Regions from separate parts of the Homo sapiens genome. Here region 1 is linked to region 2. Evidence: chromatin loops called from intact Hi-C (ENCODE). Cell type or tissue: endothelial cell of umbilical vein. All regions are shown on one strand. Links, peaks and the distances in the headings refer to the core of each region. The heading gives the core; the rest is flanking DNA.

Region 1 (10,563 bases), core at 2,634-7,633, 150 kb before region 2:
CAACAGAGTGCAGTGGCGTTTGCTGCCTCATCTGAGGAGGGCTCCCTGCAGACCTGTGGGCGGAGCTTCTCCTACTGGGAATTGCCCCTCCAGGGCATTGGAGGGGAGGCCAAGGCCTATGACACCCAGAAAAGCCGTTTCTAGCCCTGGCAGCTCTGTACCAACAGCTGCATGGCCCAGTGTGGGGGGTGTGTGTGTGTGTGTGTGTGTGTGTGTGTGTGTGTGCTATCAGCAGGGACCAGCGTCTTTCACTGGCATCAAAAGACTGACCCATTTTCAGCAACAATATTTTTGCAGCCGACGAAGCCTTTGTTAGGTTTGTATAGGCGACCAGTTGAGCCGGGTTTGTGTTTTAGAGAAGTGGTGAAGTCTTAGCAGGTGGGAAGGAAGCTCGGCCATGGCTCTCCAGTGAACTCCCCCGTCCTTTCTTCCTGGAAAATTTCCAGGACCCCATCTGAAGCGTCCCCTCCCAGGACTGACTCTGGTTTGTCTCTTTGCTGGGTTAGGTAGGAGGAAGGCTAGTGGGATGACCATAGCTGATTTTTGTCATCTACTGCTCAGTCTGGATTCCCCACTTCCTCTGCTAGCACCTCTGCTGCGCTTGGGCACCCACCTGGCAGGAGGACACAAACCCTCATCCCAGCCACTACACGCTCTTCAGGCTGCAACTGCTGTGCTTGTCCATTTCCCACCAAAACTGGGCAGGAGCGTGCCAAGTGATGCCCCAGAAGCCAGCTGTGTGCCAGGGTGATTCTCCTCCACCCCGGTTCCAGCAGCCCTTCCTGCTCTTGAGGATCAGAGCCAGTCACCCCTGCTGGGACACCGACTCCTTTCCTTGCTTGCTCGTCTTTTGGCACAGAGCCTGAGTGACCAGTGACAGCCATCGCTTATTGTCCACTGGATCCCCTGGTGGCAGTGTTCCCCCTCTAGAGAACAGGCCTCTAGACCTGCAAAGCACAACATGGAGGGGACGAGAAGTTCAAATTCACCAACTGGATCCCTGGAGGTCATGGTTGGGGGCTGTTCCTGCTTCTGCTCCTGGGTTCCCAGACCCATGCCTTTCATCAGCTGGAGACAGCAATTTATGATGGTCACTGATTTAGGGTATATTTTGTGTCTTAAAGGATGGAATCCCATCCTCAAAGGGTATTTTCTCCTCAGCAGAGCTAACAAGAGGACCACTCCATCACTCACCCAGATTGGCAGCATCTGAACGGCATGGTAAGGAATGGGCCCAGTGGAGCCCACGGTCATGTACCCAACACCATAGATCCTTTGCTGTAAAGTGAGTCTTTTTGGTCCAAAGCAATGTTATGTGGTATTCTATATCCATCGATCAAACATTTTATAAACCTCCAGATAGTGTTCGTAAGGGCAGGAAAGACAAATCCACACTTGGGATATCCAAATCCACACTTTGGGTCAGTCAAAATGAATCACTGCCTCACCTTTAGGGCAATATAATTGAGTTTAAGTCCAATGTAATCAACCTTCCACCTAGTGGCCAGTTGAGTTCCTCCCGGTGGCACTCTGCTGGGAGCTCAGCTTTGGTGTCTTGCTGTTAAGCTGGATGTTTAGCAGTTGCTGGAACTAACTCAGCCTTGGCGAGTTGGAGGCCATACTGTCAGGCCCACACCATCCTGCAACCCTGCCACCACTGCTACTCACTGAATGGCCTATGACAGAGGCAGGCTGACTCCGAACGGCCAAAGCATCTTCCTACATGGCTGCTGGGTGCCTTTTCCATGGTGGTGCTCTCTGGTGGCTGTTAGCAGGGATACAGAGACCTTCACATGCCTGTCCACTCCCATGGTCCTAGCTGCATGCATGACCCTTCCACTAAACTCCTGGTCCCCAACCTTTGAATTTTCCAGGCCCAGAGCAGCAACAGCCGTCTTTTGCCGCTGTCCATGGGTCTGAACATATTCTTATGCCAAGCCACTTCTCTTTCTACACAAAATGGAGAGCTACGTGTACTGCCTAAGCATGGTGGGCAGAACGGTGGGCCCCCACACACGCCCATGTCTGGAACCTGTACATCTGTTTTGGTACAGGGTAAAAGGGACTTTGCAGATGTCATTACATTGAGGATCTTGAGATGGGAACATTATCCTGGATTATCTGGGTGGCCCAATGTAATCATAAATGTCCTTATAAGTGAAAGAGGGAGGCCGGGTGTGGTGGCTCACGCCTGTAACCCTAGCACTTTCAGAGGCTGAGGCGGGTGGATCACCTGAGGTCAGGAGTTCGAGACCAGCCTGACCAACATGGTGAAACCCTCTCTCTACTAAAAATACAAAAAAAATTAGCTGGGCCTGGTGGCGGGCACCTGTAATCCCAGCTGCTCGGGAGGCTGAGGCAAGAGAATCACTTGAACCCAGGAGGTGGAGGTTGCAGTGAGCCAAGATCGCACAATCGCACTCCAGCCTGGGCAACAGAGCGAAATTCCATCTCAAAAAAAAAAAAAAAAAAAAAAGTGGAAGAGGGAGCCAGGAGGGCCAAAGTCCGAGAAGAAGGCGTGGCCATAGAAACAGACGTTAAAATGATGTCGTTTCTGGAAAGGGTGCATGAGCCAGAGAATGCAGGTAGCTTCTAGAAGCTGAAAAAGGAGAAGAAATGGATTCTCCCCTAGAGCCTCCAGAAGGATTACAGCCCTGACCACACCTTGACTTCAGCCCAGTAACACCCAGTTTCAGCTCTGACCTCCAGAATTGTAAGAGATTCCATTTGTGTTGTTTTAAACTCCCAAGTTTTTGGAAATTGGTTACAGCAGCAACAATGAACTAATACACCAAGTTTCTGTCCATGGGGAGATTGGGAGAGGCAGTCTGTCAGCACTGCCTTTCAGGGAGGCCCCGGAGTGAGGCTGCAGTGCAGCAGCTATCTATTTTTAGGCATTTTTTGCATCCCACACTGAGCCAACCCATGCATGAACCAAGCTCGGCCTATTTCTTCCTCCACTAGGTGGTCATAAGTGACACCGCCACCCAACACAGCAGTGATGAAGGTGAGGGACCTCCAGTGGTGCAACAGAGGCAGATGATAGGAGGGTCTTGTGCAGTTTATCTGTGGCTCTGGCCCTGCATAAGCCCAGTGCTGGATGTGCCCTTTCATCTTATCATAGATTTCTGTCGAGCATGCCTGACCTATGCCCTGGAGGCCCTGGCAGAGCCCGGCTCAAGGCAGGCAGCTCTAGTGGTGTGATCACCGCTTGGTGTCTTCCGCTCTGCTAGGGTGCAGAGGCATACCAGCATCTGTCTTCCTTTGCTGCAGATAGCGTGGCCTTACTCCAGAACCCCCAGGGTCCAGGTTGTGATTCTCCCACTGGGGGTTTGCCATGAAGTTATCACACACTCAGAGATTTAAAGCAACAAGGCATCTTTTCCACCATAGGTATCTCTAGAACCATAGCATCTTCCAGATCATTTGGCCTAATTTGCTGGATTGCTAGCACCATAGCCTGTGCCCACTGCAGCGTTCTTCCCCATGCTGGCAGCCTTTCACACCACCTGGTAAATGTGACCACGCAGTATTCCCAAGTGTGGCACGTGCTGCCTCCAGAACCCACAGAGGCGACCAGTCCTCGTGGTCCTTCTTAGTGGTGGGAAGTACACAATGTAGTCCTTCCTTCACTGTGGAGATGCCTGTTAAGCTCCAACCACTGGGCCCCTAAAAACTTCACCGATGCAGCAGACGCCTGGAACTTCACAGGGTTTCTCTCCCACCCTCTGCAGCACACGCACCTTAATAAGGCCTCTGAGGTTTCTCCTCGTCAATCTGGTCATCCAGTTTAATTAATAGGATATCAGTATACTGAACCAGTGCAGCATTGTGCAGAGTGTCTGGTCCATCCAGACTATATTAGGAAAGAGGGAAAAGAGTTAATATGGCCCTGGGGTGAGACAATCAGTGTGTATTCTTCTTCTTCTTCTTCTTTTTTGTTTTCTTAAGACGGAGTCTCAATCTGTTGCCCAGGCTGGAGTGCAGTGGTGCAATCTCGGCTCACTGCAACCTCCACCTCCCAGGTTCAAGCGATTCTCCTGCCTCGGCCTCCTGAATAGCTGGGATTACAAGCGCCCACCGCACCCGGCTAATTTTGTGTATTTTTAGTAGAGATGGGGTTTCACCATGTTGGCCAGGCTGGTCTCAAACTCATGACCTCAGGTGATCTGATGATCTGCCCACCTCAGATCCAAAGTGCTGGGATTATTGGTGTGAGCCACCGTGCCCAGCCAATGTGTACTCTTATCCATCCTAAATGAATGTAAGCGGCTTCTGGTTCTCCTCTTAAGTAGGGATGGAAATGAATGTATTGGCTTCCTACCATGGACTTGAGATTGTGTTGACCTGCTATAGCAAAGATACCACAATTGGGGCTCCTATTTGTTTGGGTTTGCAGTATTCCACTGTCAATCCCCAGGATCCATGTGGTTTTTGCAGGGGTTTGGCTAATTAAATGACTCTATAATGGGGAGAAAGTATACCTGCATCCTTCAGGTTTTAACAGTGGAATCTATTCGTCCCTTATAATTGCTGTAACTCTCTTCAGCATGCAATATTGGTTTTTATTTACTGTCTTGGCTGGGGGAGGGGCAGTGTCAGGGATTCCCACTCAGCTTCCCAGGTCTATAGCTCTTATTCCACAATCCCAAGTATCTGGCCAACATGGGGTTACCCCATATGCCAAGTGTGTCCACTTCAATCATTGCATTTGAGGGCTCGGGAAATGACCACCAGGTGGCTCCATGGACCCTGTGGACCTACCAAAATCCAAAGTGGGGCTAGGGCTCTATCACCTGACCCCGTATGCCCTCCCTTTAACAGGAGTCAAGATGATGCTCCATGTCCCCAGGATTCTGTGTGCAATAGTCCTTGAAATGGTTCTGTATTCCCCCTCCCTGTGTATAGTTACTTGAATGAGTGGCCTTAGGTTTCTTTGGGGAAGGACTGTGGGGGAGATTTTGGCTCCCTGCACCGGCAGTGATGTTGGGAACCTGGCCTTTCAATGAGTTCTAGGTCCAAAACCAGGCAAGGGATTGTAGCGGGGGACTGGGGCAGCCACTCTCAGCCTCCTGCTCATCCATGTTTGATTTATTTTAGTTTCGAAAGCTCGGCCACACCCTTGCTGACTGCTCATTCCCCTGGTCCCTAGGAACATTTTGTTGTATTATCCGGCCGCATAGCTCTCTGCATGTCAGGTCTTCCTGGCTACCACTCTGACCTTGCCACTCTTGGCTATAAAAACCAATATTACATGCCAAATATTGTCACTTTGGTAAATGAAGTGACCTCCGAGCCCTCTCACAGGACACAGTGGGCTGGTAGGTTTGCTGGCCCAACATCACGTATGTGCTCTAGTAGGCTCATTTCCCTACCATCCTCCATGGTGGGGCTGGAAGTTTTCCTTCACTTAGTGAAGGCCATAGCTCTTTGCAGGTGTCCAAGAGCCATTCTAACAGCCCATTAGCACTGTCTCCCTGGGACCCAGCCAGGGTCACAAGCTTCTATCACGGAAAGTCCTCCCACATTCATCAACTCTTGTCTTATCCGTCTTTATATTCTGTCCCCTGCTGGGTCCAGCACTCTTGGGATGCAGTCCTGGATGTGCTCTCCTGGATCTTGCTGGTCCATGCTAGGCAGATCCTGCAGTTCCTTCGGAATAGAGTCCCTCCCTCCCTTAGCAGGCCAGCATGTCCTAGCTAGGTTATGTTGTTGTTTGACCCTCATGATTGGTCTGGTGTCAGGAGGGGGATATTGGCATAGATCCTGAAAAACGCATGCATTGTCTTGCAAGGCAGACATCTCTCTCTCTCTCTCCCCCCGCCCCCCAACTATAACACACACATTCTCTCTATATAAAACACTTCAAGAAAGGGGGTGCTAGCCTTTAACAGGAGCAGTGGGCCTCCTCTGTAGGTCCAGATGATTCAGGAGAATCTGGGGATTCTAGTTTGTTTGTTTGTTTGTTTGTTTGTTTTTGAGACAGTGGTCTCTCACGCCCACCCTGGGGGCTTCAGTTGAGCCGGTCAGTGGTGATTCAGCTCCGAAATCTCAATTTAGGGTCCATTTCCTCTGACCACTTCTGAGAGCAACTCTCTTGGGTAGAGATCTCTGGGAAACTGGGTTTGCACCCCCAACTCCATCAGCCCTTGAATGCGGGTGCCCATAGGGAGCAGGAGGCACAGTAGGCCCCTTTGGCTAAGTCTCCCCAGAAGGGAACCTGGCTGTGAGCCCACAGGGATCACTGCTTCTGGCAGCTGGGGCAGTGTGGGCCTCAGCCCTGAGTGGCACAGCACCCACCACAGGGCCAAGGCAGCCATAGCTGAGAGGGCCACGCCTTTTTTTTTTTGAGACGGAGTCTCGCTCTGTCACCCAGGCTGGAGTGCAGTGGCATGATCTCAGCTCACTGCAAGCTCCGCCTCCCGGGTTCATGCCCTTCTCCTGCCTCAGCCTCCTGCGTAGCTGGGACTACAAGCGCCCGCCACCACACCCGTCTAATTTTTTGTATTTTTAGTAGAGATGCGGTTTCACCGTGTTAGCCAGGATGGTCTCGATCTCCTGACCGCGTGATCTGCCCGCCTCGTCCCCCAAGAGTGCTGGGATTACAGGCGTAAGCCACTGCGCCTGGCCAGGTTTTGTTTCTGGCGCCCGGCTGCGCCACTCCTTTTTAAAGACTTCCTCCTTCCTCCTTCAGGCACCCACACGTTCATGCAGCCAGTATTCATGGGGTGCCCTGAGGAGACATATGGACCCTGTCCCAGCCTTCCTGGACCTTGTGCACTAGCTGGGGAAAGTCATGCCCTTGTTTAAGCATGGGCCAGGGGGAGCTGGACAGCACCGCCGGAGCTTGGAGGAGGACTCCTGGGGTCAGTGGGAGTCAACTGCAGGCTTTCAGGGAGTGGCAGGTGGGATATTTCAGGTTGGAGGGCTCAGTCAATTTACCTTCAACAAAAGTGCCAAGAGGCCAGAGGTAGTGGCTCACACCTGTAATTTTGGTATTTTAGGAGGCTGAGGTGGGAGGATAGCTTGACCCCAGGAGTTCAAGAGCAGCTTAGACAATATAGCAACATCCTATCTCTACAAAAAAAAATAAAAATTAGCTGATGGCCGGGCGCAGTGGCTCACGCTTGTAATCCCAGCATTTTGGGAGGCTGAGGCAGGTGGATCATTTGAGGTCAGGAGTTTGAGACCAGCTTGACCAATGTGGCGAAACCCCATCTCTACGAAAAACACAAAAAAATTAGCCGAGCGTGGTGGCACATGCCTGTAGTCCCAGCTACTCGGGGACGCTGAGGCAGGAGAATCGCTTGAACCCAGGAAGTGGAGGTTGCAGTGAGCCGAGATCGCACTACTGCACTCCAGCCTGTGCAACAGAGCGAGACTTCATCTCAAAAACAAACAGACAAAAAATTAGCTGAGCATGGTGGCACACGCCTGTAATCCCAGCTACTTCAGAGGCTGAGGTAGGAGGATTGCTTGAGCCCAGGAACTTGGGGTTACAGTGAACTATGGTTGTGTCATTGCACTCCAGTCTTGGACGCAGGGCAAGTGACACTCTGCCTCAAAAAAAAAAAATGCCAAGAACACACATTGGGGAAATGATGATTTCTTCAATAAACGGTGTTGGGAGAACTAGATCCATATGCAAAAGAATGAAACCAGACCCTCATCTTGCACCATATACAAAAATCAGCTCAAAATGGATTAAAGACTTAAATTTCAGACCCCAAACTATAAAACCATAGAAGAAAACATTGGGAAAAACCTTCTTGACAGTGGTCTGGGCAATGACTCTTTGAATAGGACCCCAAAAGTACAGGCTGTGGAAGCAGAAATAGGCAAATGGGATAATATCAAACTAAAACGCTTCTGTACAGCAAAGGATACAATCAGCAGAGTGAAGAGACAATGAGCAGAATGGGAGAAAATATTTGCAAATTATACATCTGATAAAGGGTTAATATCCAAAATATATAAAGAACTCAAACAAGTCCATGGCGAGGAGAACAAATAACCCAATTCAAAAATGGGTGAAGGACTCAAATAGGCATTTCTCAAAAGAAGGCACACAGATAAATGGCCAACAGGCATATGAAAAAATGCTCAATATTACCAATCATCAGGAAAAGGCAAATTAAAACCACAAGTCATTATCATCTCACATGTGGGAGAAAGTTATGATCAAAGAGACAAAGGATAACAATGTCAGTGAGGATATGGAGAAAGGGAACCCCATACACTGTTGGTGGGGATGGGAATTAGCGCAGCCATTATTGAAAACAATATAAAAGTTCCTCAAAGAACTACCAATAGAACTACCTTATTTTATTTATGTATTTATTTACTTTTGAGACTGAGTCTCACTCTGTTGCCCAGGCTAGAATGCAGTGGCATGATCTCAGATCACTGCAACCTCCACCTCCTGAGTTCGAGTGATTCTCGTGCCTCAGCCTCCCGAGTAGCTGGGACTACAGGCGCATGCCACCACGGCTGGCTAATTTTTGTATTTTTAGTAGAGACGGGGTTTCACTCCATTGGCCAGGCTGGTCTCGAACTCCTGATCTCAAGTGATCCGCCTGCCTTGGCCTCCCAAAGTGCTGGGATTATAGGCATGAGCCACTGTGCCTGGCCAAAAAATAGAACTACCTTATGATCCAGCAGTCCTACTTCTGGGTAGATGCCTGAAGGATATGAAATCAGTATGTCAAAGAGGTAATTGTACTCCCATGGTCATCCCAGCATTATACACAATGGCCAAGACATGGTATGAACCTAAGTGTCCATTAGCAAATAAATGGAATACAGAAAATGTGGGATTTACACACCATGGAATACGAGTCAGCCTTAAAGAGGGAAATTCTGTCCTTTTCTTGGATGGATGAACATAGAGGACATTATGTTAAATGAAATAAGCTGGCCAGGTGCAGTGGCTCACGCCTGTAATCCCAGCACTTTGGGAGGCTGAGGCAGGCAGATCACTTGAGGTCAGGAGTTCAAGACCAGCCTGGCCAACATGGTGAAACCCCGTCTCTACTAAAAATACAAAGATTAGCCAGGCGTGGTGGCGGGCACCTGTAATCCAAGCTACTTGGGAGGCTGAGGCAGGAGAATCACTTAAACCCAGGAGGCAGAAGTTGCAGTGAACTGAGATCACACCACTGTACTCCAGCCTGGGCGACAGAGCGAGACTCCATGTCAAAAAAAAAAAAAAAAGAAAGAAAGAAAGAAAGAAAGAAGCCAGAAACAAAAAGACAAATATTGCATGATCTCAACTCATATGTGGAATCCAAAGTTGAACTCATAGAAGCAGAGAGTAGAATGGTGGTTGTCAGGGACTGGGGAGTGTTTGTGTGTATGAAATGCGGGTATGTTGGTTAAAGGGTACAACATTTCAGTTGGACAGGCTGAGTAAATCCTGGAGATTAATGTATAGCATGGTAACTGTAGTTAGTAATAATGTATTAATTATATACTTGAAAATTCCTGAGAGAGATCTTACACGGTCTCACTGCAAAAAAAGATGAGAGGAAATGGATATATGAATTTGCTTATTTTAATCATTTCCCAATATATACATAAATCAAAACATCATTTTGTACACTGTAAATATATACAATTTTTATTTGCCAATTATACCTTTGTAAAGCTGCAGGGAAGGGGAAGAAAAAATAAATGACATGGCAAAAATATAAAACTAAATTACAAAAATAATAAAACGTGCTCTGTGTAACTTAATCAGAGTGGAGAGTATCTGCCAGGAGTATAAGTAGGGGCTCCCTTGAGACACCTGAAAACTTCTTACTCATGGTGGTCTCTCTTCTCAGATGTGGTTGGGGCCTGTGGCGTGCAGGATTCCCCAGCTCCACCCTCCTGGTGTCATCTTTGCATTGACTGGGGCAAAGGAAGGGTGTCTTGGGCTGCCTGGGGAGGCAGAATCTTACACCCCTCACCCAAGAGTGGCTACTTACCAGCAGAGCTTAAGATTGTTGGGAAATTGGCATGGGTGGCTCAGAGGCCTTTGGTGGATGATGGGACCCAGGCCCCTGCCCCTTCAAAGTCATGGGACCCTCCTGGAAGGGCCTGAGGGCCTGTGAGAGGGAGGGTAGTGAATCTTTCCCTCGGACTGCCCATGGGGGAGAGCTCCAAGTATTATGGTCTGCTCGCTATGTATTGCACCCCCATACCCTTTGTGGGACCCAGAGGGCCGTCCAGCTTGCACAAGGCAGACATAAAGATTCAGTGACGGGGGTCGGGGGGTGAGAATATCTGAGCTGGATTTCAGAAAGGTGGGGGACCTTCTTTTGTACCCCAAGCTGGGGAAGCAGATGCGACAGTCACAGCAAACACTTCCTGCTTGTGATGGAACTCTGTTTCTGCTGGGCCTCTTGGGCCTAGTTCCCCTGTCTCTGCCCAGTGGACATGCATTTGCTCCATAGTGACCCCCCACCCCACTTCCTTGTGGATCCAGGGCTGGTGAGCCCATCTGCAGCTCTGCACTTCTCTGACCTGGTATCTGCTCCCCAGCCCTTCCCAAAGCCTGACCCACATCTTGGGCTCTTGGTA
Region 2 (10,563 bases), core at 2,891-7,890:
TTCACATGTCCACATTGGGTGCTGCTCATGCATGGTGCTGGGTCTGTGGGAAGCTTGCAGGAGCTACATGGCATATTCCAGCCTGCCCAGAGCCCTTGCCAGAGTCATATCACTGTCCTCCTCTACCAGCTGCCGGGGACTCCTGAGCCACCCCACTATGCTCTTTCCAGTCCCTTGAGGGAAACCCACGTAGCCTGAGCCCCCATTCCCTTCTCCCTGATTGGATGGATGGGGCGTGGACATGACCTAGCTTCGGCTAAGGGGACCTTAGCCAGGGTCTTTTTGTGGCTCACAGGGACGGTTTACATTTTTTCATGGATGTTGCTGGCCTCATATGACTCTGGGTGGATTTGTCTGGCTTCCACCTCAAACTTCTAAGGGAACTGCCTGCCTCATTAGGCTACCTTTAACTTGGGGGTTTTTGTTTATTATGTGGAGTGGCTGAGAACAGAACTGGGATCTGCCATCATTGGAGGTAGGGATGGGGTGTGGAGGCAATAGGATACAGGGAAGAGCTCTCAGTCCATTTGGCTGAAGTTTGTTGCGTAAGACCTGGGAATGACTGAAGGGCTCTGTGTGCAGCTCAGTGCTGTGGCCTGGATGGATGTCAGGATTGTTTCTGGGCCCAGGCCACCCTGAGGAGAGAGTGGTTGGTAGGACAGTCCCAGCACGTCTTGGGGCATCCTGAGCTTGGTCCCTTGTATCCAGGGATGTGTCTCACACATTCCAGTTCCGTGTGGGGAAGCTTTTCCCTGGGACTGCCAGGAGCCAGGTGCCCTGAAGTGCAGAAGCTGGTGGGCGGTGTCATTGATGGTAAGACTTGCTGGGGCCACGTAGGAGTCATAGTGCAGGAATACTAGGTCTGAATAGTTGGGAGTGGGGGAGACTGCAGCAAACCTAGGGGAGGTGCCCCTTCTAACCGGGCATTCACACATGTTCAGTAGCTGCTCTGTGAGATGACAGTGCACAGAAATGCTGAGGACCTCCAGACCTGTGTCCCACAGCCACTCTCATGGGCGGAGCGAATAATCGAAAGCAGCCTAGTCCAGGGTGGAGAAGTTCACTGGGTTGCCCTGGGCCAGGGCTTCATGTTTGGTAGGGTGAAGCTGTGGGCAGGAAATTACTTGCTGGGATGCCAAAGAAATTTGCGGGACAGCTGCTTGCAGGGCATGCTTTTGGACTTGCTGGGAAGCTGGAGCAGGCTGGGCTCCCGGGGAATGCTGGGCGGCTGCCTGTGGGGCAGCTGAACTTTTTGGGAGGCCTGGGACAGCCGCAGAACTCAGCCAGGATGCTCCGTGTTGGGTGCTGCTGAAACCTGCTGGAGGTAAACTCCACTGGCGTCCCACATACCCGCGAGTGCCAAGGGAGTCGGAAGGAAGGAAAGCACAGTGGAACTAGGAAGAGAAACCCCTTCCTCTTACCAGTGTCCCTCCAGAGCCGCCCACTGACAGGCTCATCAGCCCTGTGCCAGCTGGCAAGGAAGGTGTGCTCCTGGATCCCGGCAGAGCACTGGGGAATGATCTGCAGGCTGGAGGAGGAGGCGTGTCATGTGCTTGAAGCAGTGTTGCAGGCTTCTTCCTCAGGGGACCCAGCCTTACTTTCAAGAATCTTGGCCTGTGAATTGAGCTAGGTCTGGGAACTGGGAGAGAGGCTGTTGCTATCCACAGCTGTGACTCAAGTCAGATTTTTGGCTCCCAGACCTAAGGTTTTCTGCTTTATTCCGTCAGTCAGTCCTCTTGTATTCCTAGGGATACCATGTTCAATTAGCCACTGGCAAAGAGCCCTGCGGACCAGGGTGTTTTGATCCCCAGCGTGTGTCTGCTCCCTCCCTTGGCAGACGCAGCCGCCTGGTCTTTGCTGGTCAAGTCCTGGCATTTGGCCTCTGCTCCTTTGGAACCCTATCATCCCCATTGAAATCAGAGAGCCCAGCTCAGTGGCAGTGTCCCTGCCATCGCACCTGCCTGCCAAAGAGAGCAGTTGCAAAGCTTCTCAGGGATGCAGGTGCTCCCAGGCATTTCTCAGTGCCCAAGTGAAAGTGAGAGTGCTTTGGAGCCTTCTTGCAGTGTGTAGTTGAGAGAGAGGTGTGCGGGTCACACATGTTAAACCCAGTCCAATGGTCCCATCTCCCTACGCCTCTGGAATCCCTCCTCCATGCTGGGAAAGCTCTAGCATCTCAACCTTGTTAAGTGTAGGTCATTTCTGAGTTCAAGTTTCAGTCAAACAATCAAATAAGCAGTTAGAGCCATGTGGCTTGTTCCTGGGGCGTGCCTCATTGATGGATCCAGTACGTGGAGTGGTGTGAACCTTCTGCTTCAAGGCGAGAGACCACAATTGGTGGTGATGTCAGGTAATGGGATTTTTTTTTTTTTTTTGAGACAGGGTCTGTCTCTGTCACCCAGGTTGGAGTGCAGTGGCGCAATCTCAGCTCACTGCAGCCTCTGCCTCCCGGATTCAAGTGATACTCAGTCTCCTGAGTAGCTGGGATTACAGACGTGAGCCACCATGCCTGGCCAATTTTTGTATTTTTAGTAGAGATGAGGTTTTATCATGTTGGCCAGGCTGGTCTCAAACTCCTGGCCTCAAGTGATCCACCTGCCTTAGCCTCCCAAAGTGCTGGGATTACAGGTGTGAGCCACCATGCCTGGCTAGTACCAGGATTTCTTACAAGGGCTCTTTCTAACCCACTGCCTTTTGTTGGAGAAATTGATGTTATTGGCATATTTTAAAAATCATGTCCAAATGCAGCTACAGAACATGAAGAAAATATTTTCTAGAGTGAAATGCTTCAAAGAGTGAACAAGGAATCCATCTGCTGCCATTCCCCCAATCCGCTCTGTCCCAGTCTCCAGGCTGCGAGGGGGGCCAGTGTGGTGTCTGATGACGCTGTAAGTCATCCTCAGGGACAGCTCCAAAGGTTTAGCATCACGTTTGATCCAAATGTTCAGAACGTCTCACAGATGGGTGTCATTTCTGAAAACCTGTAACTGTAGGCTAAAATTTTCTGATTTAGTTTAAAAAAGGAATAAAAAAGAATAAGCAAAGAAACTGCCTGGAAGTGAGACCTGTGCTTTAGCTGGACTTAGCCATCACTGAACCAGACACAGATGCTTTGGTGAAGGGTGCAAAAAGGTCATCCCTTCATCCCTCTCAGAAATGAAAGTGAGGTAGTTGACAATAATGAAAAAACGTTTTATTTATTAAAATGGGTGATCATTAAAAATGTCTATTTAAAATGAGAAGTCTGTGTTTGTGAATGCTGAAAGCTGAGGAATATTACCATTGGTCAGTGGTTCTTAATTCTGGCTGCACAGTGCCTGAGGTGTGTTAAAAAGCTCCCGATGCCTGGGCATTGTCTGGATCAACTGTGTGTTAGTTTCCTATTGTTACTAACAGATGACACAAGCTTTGTGGCTTAAAACAAGACAGATTTGTTATCTTACAGTTCTATAGGTCAGAAGCCCCACATGAGCCTCACTGGGCCAAAATCAAGATGTGGGCAGAGCTGTGTGTTTCCTGGAAATGCCAGGGAGACTCCATTTCTTTGCCTTCTCCAGCTTCTAGAGTCTGCCCACATTTTTGCCTTGTAGCCCCCTCCTCCATCTTCACAGCCAGCAACAAAGTCCTGGCTGGGGGTCCTCCCCACACCACATCACTCTGAGCTCCACTCTGCTGCCCTCCTACACTTTTTAGGACCCTGTGATGACACTGGGCCAACCAGATCATCCAGGATGATCTCCCTCTCTTAAGGGCAACTGAATAGCCACACTAATTCCATCGGCAACCCCAGTTAGAGCAGCATATTCACAGCTTCTGTGAACTAGGATGTGGCCATCCCCGGGAGCCTCTTACCTGCTGACCACAGCCGTAAAATCGGAATTTCTGGGAGTTGAGCTTGAGCCTCAATAGTTTTAGAAACCCTCCCAGTGGATTCTAATATGAGGCCATTTAACTAGGACTGGTTATGGGGAACAGCTGGAGGGTTTCAAGAAAGGAAGTAATGCAGCCCAATCTGTATTTTAGAAATACTGCTCCAGTTACACTGTCAGGGGTGGGCTGGTGGGGGAGGGAGGACTGTGATGGGACTTGAGTCAGTGGACAAGCGACAGCTGTGGGGATCAAGGCAGTCTTGGTTTTGCTAGCCATTCCTCAAAAGGATCAATGTCCACTACGTGAGTACTGCCCTGGGGTATGGGAGATACACAAATATTTTGAGGAGTCTTGGACAAGACCGAGCCACAGTACGAGACACCCAGTACAGCACCTCCCACCCGCAGAGGTGTTTTGTTTTTTTTTTTTTTTTTTGAGTCAGGGTGTTACTCTGCCACCCAGGCTGGAATGCAGTGGCACGATCATAGCTCACTGCAGCCTTGAACTTCTGGGCTCAAACGATCCTCCTGCTTCAGCTTCCCGGAAAGCTAGGACTGTAGTTGCTCACCACCACATCTGGCTAATTTTTAATTTTTTTGTTTTTGGTGGAGACAGGGTCTTACTATGTTGTTCAGGCTCGTCTCAAACTCCTGGCCTTAAGTGATCTTCCTGCCTTGGCCTCCCAAAGCGCTGGGATTACAGGTGTCAGCCACCATGCCTGGACCTCCTCCAGAGTTCTTGAGCAAGGCCATGCCATTGGTGGCAGCGAATTACATGCCTTTGTGGAGATACAATCACACACCATAAAGTTCACCATTTTAAAGTATGCTACTTTAAAGTGTAACAGTTTTTAGCGTATCCACAAAGTTGTGCGCTGATCACCACTGTCTAATTCCAGAACATTTCCATCACCCCCAACAAAAAACTTCATATCTATTCGCACTCACACCCCAGTTCTGTCCCTGCCAGGGCCCGGCTACAATTAATTTGCTTTCAGTGTTTATGGATTTATCTATCCCATTTATACTTATGTAAATGGAACCATATAATATGTGGCCTTTTGTGAGTGGCTTCTTTCACTTAGCATGATGTTTTTAAGGTTTGCCTATGTTGTAGCATGTGTCAGAATTTCCTTCCTTTTCATGGCCAAATAGTATTCTACTCTGTGGATGCACCACATTTTGTTTATCCATTTATCAGTCCATGGACATTTGGGTTGTTTCTATTTTTTGGCTATTGCAAATAAGGCTGCTATGAACATTTGGGTACAAAGTTTTATATAGATACATGTTTTCAGTTTTCTTCAGTATATACCTGGGAATGGAATTGCTGGGTCATATATTAACTCAATATTTAATTTTTGAGGAACTGCTGAACTGGTTTTCTCAGTGGCTGAACTATTTTACATTCCCACTGTCAATGCACAAGGGTTTTGATTGCCCTACATTCTTGCTAACACTTGTTATTGTCTGTCTTTTTGATTTTACTCCCCCTAGTGGGGATGAATTGGTATCTCACTGTGGTTTTGATTTGCATTTCCCTAGTGAGTGATACTACCACACATCTTTTCATGTGCTCTTTGGCTGTTTACATATGTCCTTTGAGAAATGTATGTTTAGATCCTTTGCACGTTTTAAAATTGAGTTGTCTTTTTATTGTTACTTAGAAGAGGTCTTTATATATTTTGGATATGATTCTCTTATCAGATATTTGATTTGCAAATATTTTCTCCCATTCTGTAGGTTTTCTTTTAACTTTCTTCATGATGTTCTTTGAAGCACAAAGGCATTTAATTTTGAAGAAGTCCAACTTATCTATTTTTCATTTTTACTTGTGCTTTTGATGTCAGATCTAAGAATCCATTGCTCGATCCAAGATCATGAAGGTTTACTCCCATGCTTTCTTCCAAGTCTTATAGTCTCTTAGTTGTTACATTTTATGTCTTTGATCCACTCTGAATTAATGTGTACATATGGTGTAAGGTAGGGGGCCTAACTTCATTCTTTTGTATGTAGATATCCAGTTTTCCCAGCAATTATTTTTGTTGAATAGTCTATTCTTTCCTCTATTGAGTTGTCTTGGTGCCCTTGTCAAAAATCAGTTGACCATGGCTGGGTGTGGTGGCTCACACCTGTAATTCCAGCACTTTGGGAGGCCAAGCCAGGTGGATCACCTGAGGTCAGGAGTTTGAGATCAGCCTGGCTAACATGGTGAAACCCCATCTCTACTAAAAATACAAATTAGCTGGGGGTGGTGATGGGTGCCTATAATCCCAGCTACTCGGGAGGCTGAGGCAGGAGAATTGCTTGAACCCAGGAGGTGGAGGTTGTAGTGAGCCAAGAGTGCACTACTGCACTCCAGCCTGGGGGACAGAGGGACACTCCATTTCAAAAAAAAAAAAAAAAAAAAAGGAAAATCAATTGACCATTAATATAAGGTTTTATTTTGGACTCTCAATTCTATTGATGTATTTCTAACCTTATGGCAATACAATACTGTCTTGATTACTGTTGTTTTGTAATAAGTTTTGAAATCATGAAGTATGAGTACTGCAAGTTTGTTGTTTTTCAAGATCATTTTGGCTATTCTGGGTTTCTTACATTTCCATATGAATTTTAGGATCAGCTTGTCAATTTCTTCAAAAAAAGGCAGCTGGGGTTTTTATAGTAATTGTGTTGAATCCATTGAGTATTAGGGGGAATATTTCCATCTTAACAATATTAAGTCTAATAATTCATTATCCCAAGATATCTTCCAATTTATTTAGGTCTTCTTTGATTTCTTTCAGTAATGTTTTATAGTTTTGGGGGTGCATGTCTTGCTCTTTTTTGTTAAATTTATTTCTAAGTATTTTATTCCTTTTAGTGCTATTGTAAATGGGATTGTTTTCTTAATTTCATTTCAATATGGGAAGCATAACACAGTGCTTGCCTGGTAGGGTTGTTAGGACAGCTGGATGGGCCAGCAGGCAGGCACCTTACGATGCCTGTCTTTTGAGAGATGCTCAGTGAGCACTGGCTGTCATGGCTCCTCCACCTCTCTTCCCGCTCCCCGCCACACCCAGGACCCTGAATGAGGGTGGTGCTGTGGCATCCTAGTTAGAGCTTGAGGCTTCAGAGCCAGCGGGGCTAAGATTATGGTGCTAATATGCCCTAGCTGGGGGGCCTTGGGAGCGTTTTATAGCTGACTGAGCTTCTGTTTCCTCATTTGCAAAGTGGGGCTGCCAATGCGATGTCGTTTGTGGGATGTTGTGAGGGATAAACGACGCAATGCAGCTCAGACACGGAGCATCATGTCTGGCCCACGCTTCACTGCATCCGGGATACCAGTGTTGATAAATGACATCACTGACTATGCCAATCACAGTTGACACCGCCATCGCTGGTGTGACGCACCCTGGCATCAGAGGTGGTAAAATGTGGACCCCATGTCTCTTGGCATTGCAGAAATGCAGGATTTCTATCATGCAGTTGCCTCTTCCACACAGTGCATGGCCTGGACAATCCCAGCAGGCTTTTCCTATGTGACTCACTTTCATGTACATTTAAAAAAATTAGGAAAGAAGCTTTCTGTGACCCCCAGGTACTCCAGCTTCTGTTGGTGGAAGTCAGGAGATGTTACAGGCCTAACGGAATCAAGGCCTCAGGTATTTAAGCTATTCTTTGTTTCCTACAGGAAAGAGAACTTTATACACAAGGTGGGTCCCCTGAAGATTAGATTATCAGTTGGAAACCTGAGTTCCAATGTATTCCCACTGTTGGATCTCTGAATGCTGTGCTTTTGACCGGGGTCTCCTGGGCCCCATATTCTAATGGTCAGTTTCAGGTTCCTCTTCTTTCACCTCTGCCTGTGGAGGCAGGAGGCATGCAGTGATCATCACCCTCCTTCTTCCAGTGTTTTCAGTCTCTGCTCTCCAGGGACCAGTCTTCTGCATATCATGTCTCCTGGTTCCATCACAGCCATGTGAAAGCACAGTCACCCTGGAGAGGAACAGAAGGCAGAGTCAGCCCCTACCTGTCTTACGTGCGCCAGGGAAGAACGGACTCATGGCCCTTCTGAGACTTCAACCTGAGGGTCGGTGAATGTCAGAACAGCAGCAACAGCGAGGGCTGACTCCGGCTTTGACCTTCAGACCCTGAGCAGCCAGTGGAGTCTAGCTCAGTCTCGGCTTTCACTGTGGACACTGAGGCTTAGGGAGGTGAGGAGACACAGCTGGCTGTGGTGGGCCCCCGCCCTGGCGGTGCCAGGACCAAGCCCAGGGCCTGTCTCATGCCGTGCCCTATGCCTTCTGAGCTGAAGAGGAGCCTGTTCGTTGAGGAACTAAGAGTGGATTAGAAGAGTAACGGATGCTTTCTACAGAAGCAAGCGGCCTGGGTTTGGAATGAGGCAGCCTGTTCGTTTGCTGTGCGTCCTTGTCCCTCTCAGAACCTTCCTATAGTAGGCGCTTTATCAATGCTGGTCAGTGAAGGAATGAGTGAATGATGTTTTTCAACAAAAATGAATTCATTTTGTGGACTAAAATAGCCTCTGGGGAGCCCATTGCAGAGACCCTGCCATCCGCGCGCCCCGGGCTGCCTGTGGCTCTCCCAGGCTGCTTTCCCTGCAGGTCTTGTACGTGGGAGTCTGGCCATCCAGCATCCCTGGGAAGGGGTTTTTGGGAAATGTGCATTTATGGATTTGAAATCCCAAACAGGATATCCACACTGCGTTAGAAGGCACAGTTGGGCTCTGAGCCAAGCTGTGGTGAGCCCTGGGCTCCAGGGCGGCTCTAGAGGACCGAGGGGCCCCGGGCGGGAGAGGTCGTGCTGCGCTGAGAGCTCACATTTCACGGCTTGTAAAACCCAATCGGAATTCCAGGTGTGCAAACCACATTTGATGTCCCAGTAACCAGGTAACAGCAGGATGGAGGACTTGGGGAGAGACTTGAGAAGCTTCCTGAGGAGGGTTGCCAATCCACTGGCCCTCGCCTTCCCAACCCATTGCTGTGGCCAGCCAGCCCTGTGCCCTGTCTCCTGGCCCCAGCATGGAGAGCTGTGCACTTCCCCTGACCACACGGCCTGCTCATTGCACAGCTGTGCAGGGCCCTTCCTCTCTCTTGGATGCCCCACTTCAGATGCTGCTTCTGCCAGGAAACCTTTCCCTCCCCTCCCAGCTGAGTGGTGACCCCACCCCAATCTCTCACCAGAGGCCTGTAATCTTAGACATGCCTAGCAACAAACATTTGGGGGAAGGGTCTGTGTACAGGTTTGTCATCTTCATGCCTGGAGGAGGCGGCAGAGGTGATCAGTGAACAAGTACAGGTCAACAGCCAGGGTAGGGAGGTGTGCTGGAGGGGGGGTGGTGGGTCCTTCTTGTGTAGAGACCCGTAGCTGATCTCTGCCCGAGTAGCTCTAAAGCCTTCTACTTCTTAAGACCACTAGAAGGAGATAAGTTTTACCCTTCTGAGTTAAAACTTTAAAAAAGCCCCCACAATATCCTAATCTATGTGTCAAAAGCCCCCACAATATCCTAATCTATGTGTCTTAGTCCATTCCTGCTGCTGTAACACAGTCCCTGAGACTGGATAATTAAAAATCATAGCTATTTTTCATAGTCCTGGAGGCTGGGGAGTTCAAGATCAAGGCACTGGCAGGTTCAGTGTCTGGTGAGGGCCAGGTACTTCTACGATGGTACCTCGTTTCTGTGTCCTCACATGGCAGAGGGGGAGGAAGGGCACTTAACTAGCTCGCTGGAGCTGCCCCCCCATTTTGTTTTCTGGAGACAGAGTCTCACGCTGTCACCCAGGCTGGAGTGCAGTGGTGCAGTCACAGCTCACTGCAGCCTTGACTTCCCAGGCTGAAGTGATCCCCACCACCTCTACCCCCCTGAGGAGCTGGTACTACAGCCATGTACCTCCACACCAGGATAATTAAAAATAAATTTTTTTGTGTGGATATGGGGTCTCACTATGTTGCCAAGGCTGGTCTCAAACTCCTGGGCTCAAGCAATCCTCCTGCCTCAGCCTCCCAGCCCCTTGGCTGAGATTACAGGCATGAACCACTGTGCCCAGCCCTGGAGCCCTTTTATAAGGGAACAAATCCATTCTTGAGGGAGGAGACCTCATGACTGAATCACCTTCTAAAGACCCCACCTCTTTGGGTCTTAGGTTCCAATATATGAATTTTTGGTGGGGAGGCACATACATTCAAACCATAGGATCATGGCAATGAGGCATTTCTGAAGATGGACTTTTATTTATTTTCCAACACTGATGATAGGAAATCCTGTAGGATTAAATGATGCCCACTTACATTTGACTTTCAGATAAATCATACGTTTTATTATAATTATGTCCCATGCAATATTTAAATTTAACTGGTCCTCCTGTATTTTTTATTTGCTAAATCTGGAAACTGTATTTGGAATAAGCTCAGGAATAAAATTCAAGTTTTTATGAGTATGTAATGCTCTCTGTGGAAAATCTGACTCATAAATAGGGATGATGATATTTTGAAAAGCAAACAAAGTAATCAGAAAGACATTTTTTCTTTACAAAACCTAAATAAACCCCTTCTAAATTAGCTTTTTCAAACAACCTAAAAAGAATTAGTGATTTCCCAAGTACTCATTGTCCATACATCTGTTGATAGTAACCATTGCAAGGGCCTGAAAAAACATACATGTTTTGTAAAATGTTTTCCTAAAGCCTAATTTCTT

Evidence for each region. Peaks named below come from ENCODE experiments on the same cell type or tissue, not always from the same donor. Only the 100,000 strongest peaks of a DNase experiment are listed, where the experiment ranks them.
Region 1: it touches region 2 in a loop (18-fold over the local background); 1 of 110 quality-filtered maps calls a loop at or near these places.

Annotation. Positions count from the first base shown.
Region 1 is chr2:238,303,635-238,314,197 of GRCh38, forward strand. No RefSeq gene overlaps it. Among named protein-coding and RNA genes, the nearest start is that of TRAF3IP1, 12 kb to the right of the region's middle. In endothelial cell of umbilical vein, for the core only: no CTCF peak of the experiment used is centred there; no DNase peak of the experiment used is centred there.
Region 2 is chr2:238,457,637-238,468,199 of GRCh38, forward strand. It overlaps LOC107986003 (a long non-coding RNA gene), which reads right to left and starts at 3,227. Exons shown (of 2, transcript XR_001739969.2): 1 at 1-3,227. In endothelial cell of umbilical vein, for the core only: a CTCF peak has its summit at 5,375 (motif pointing left); a DNase peak (open chromatin) is centred at 5,345.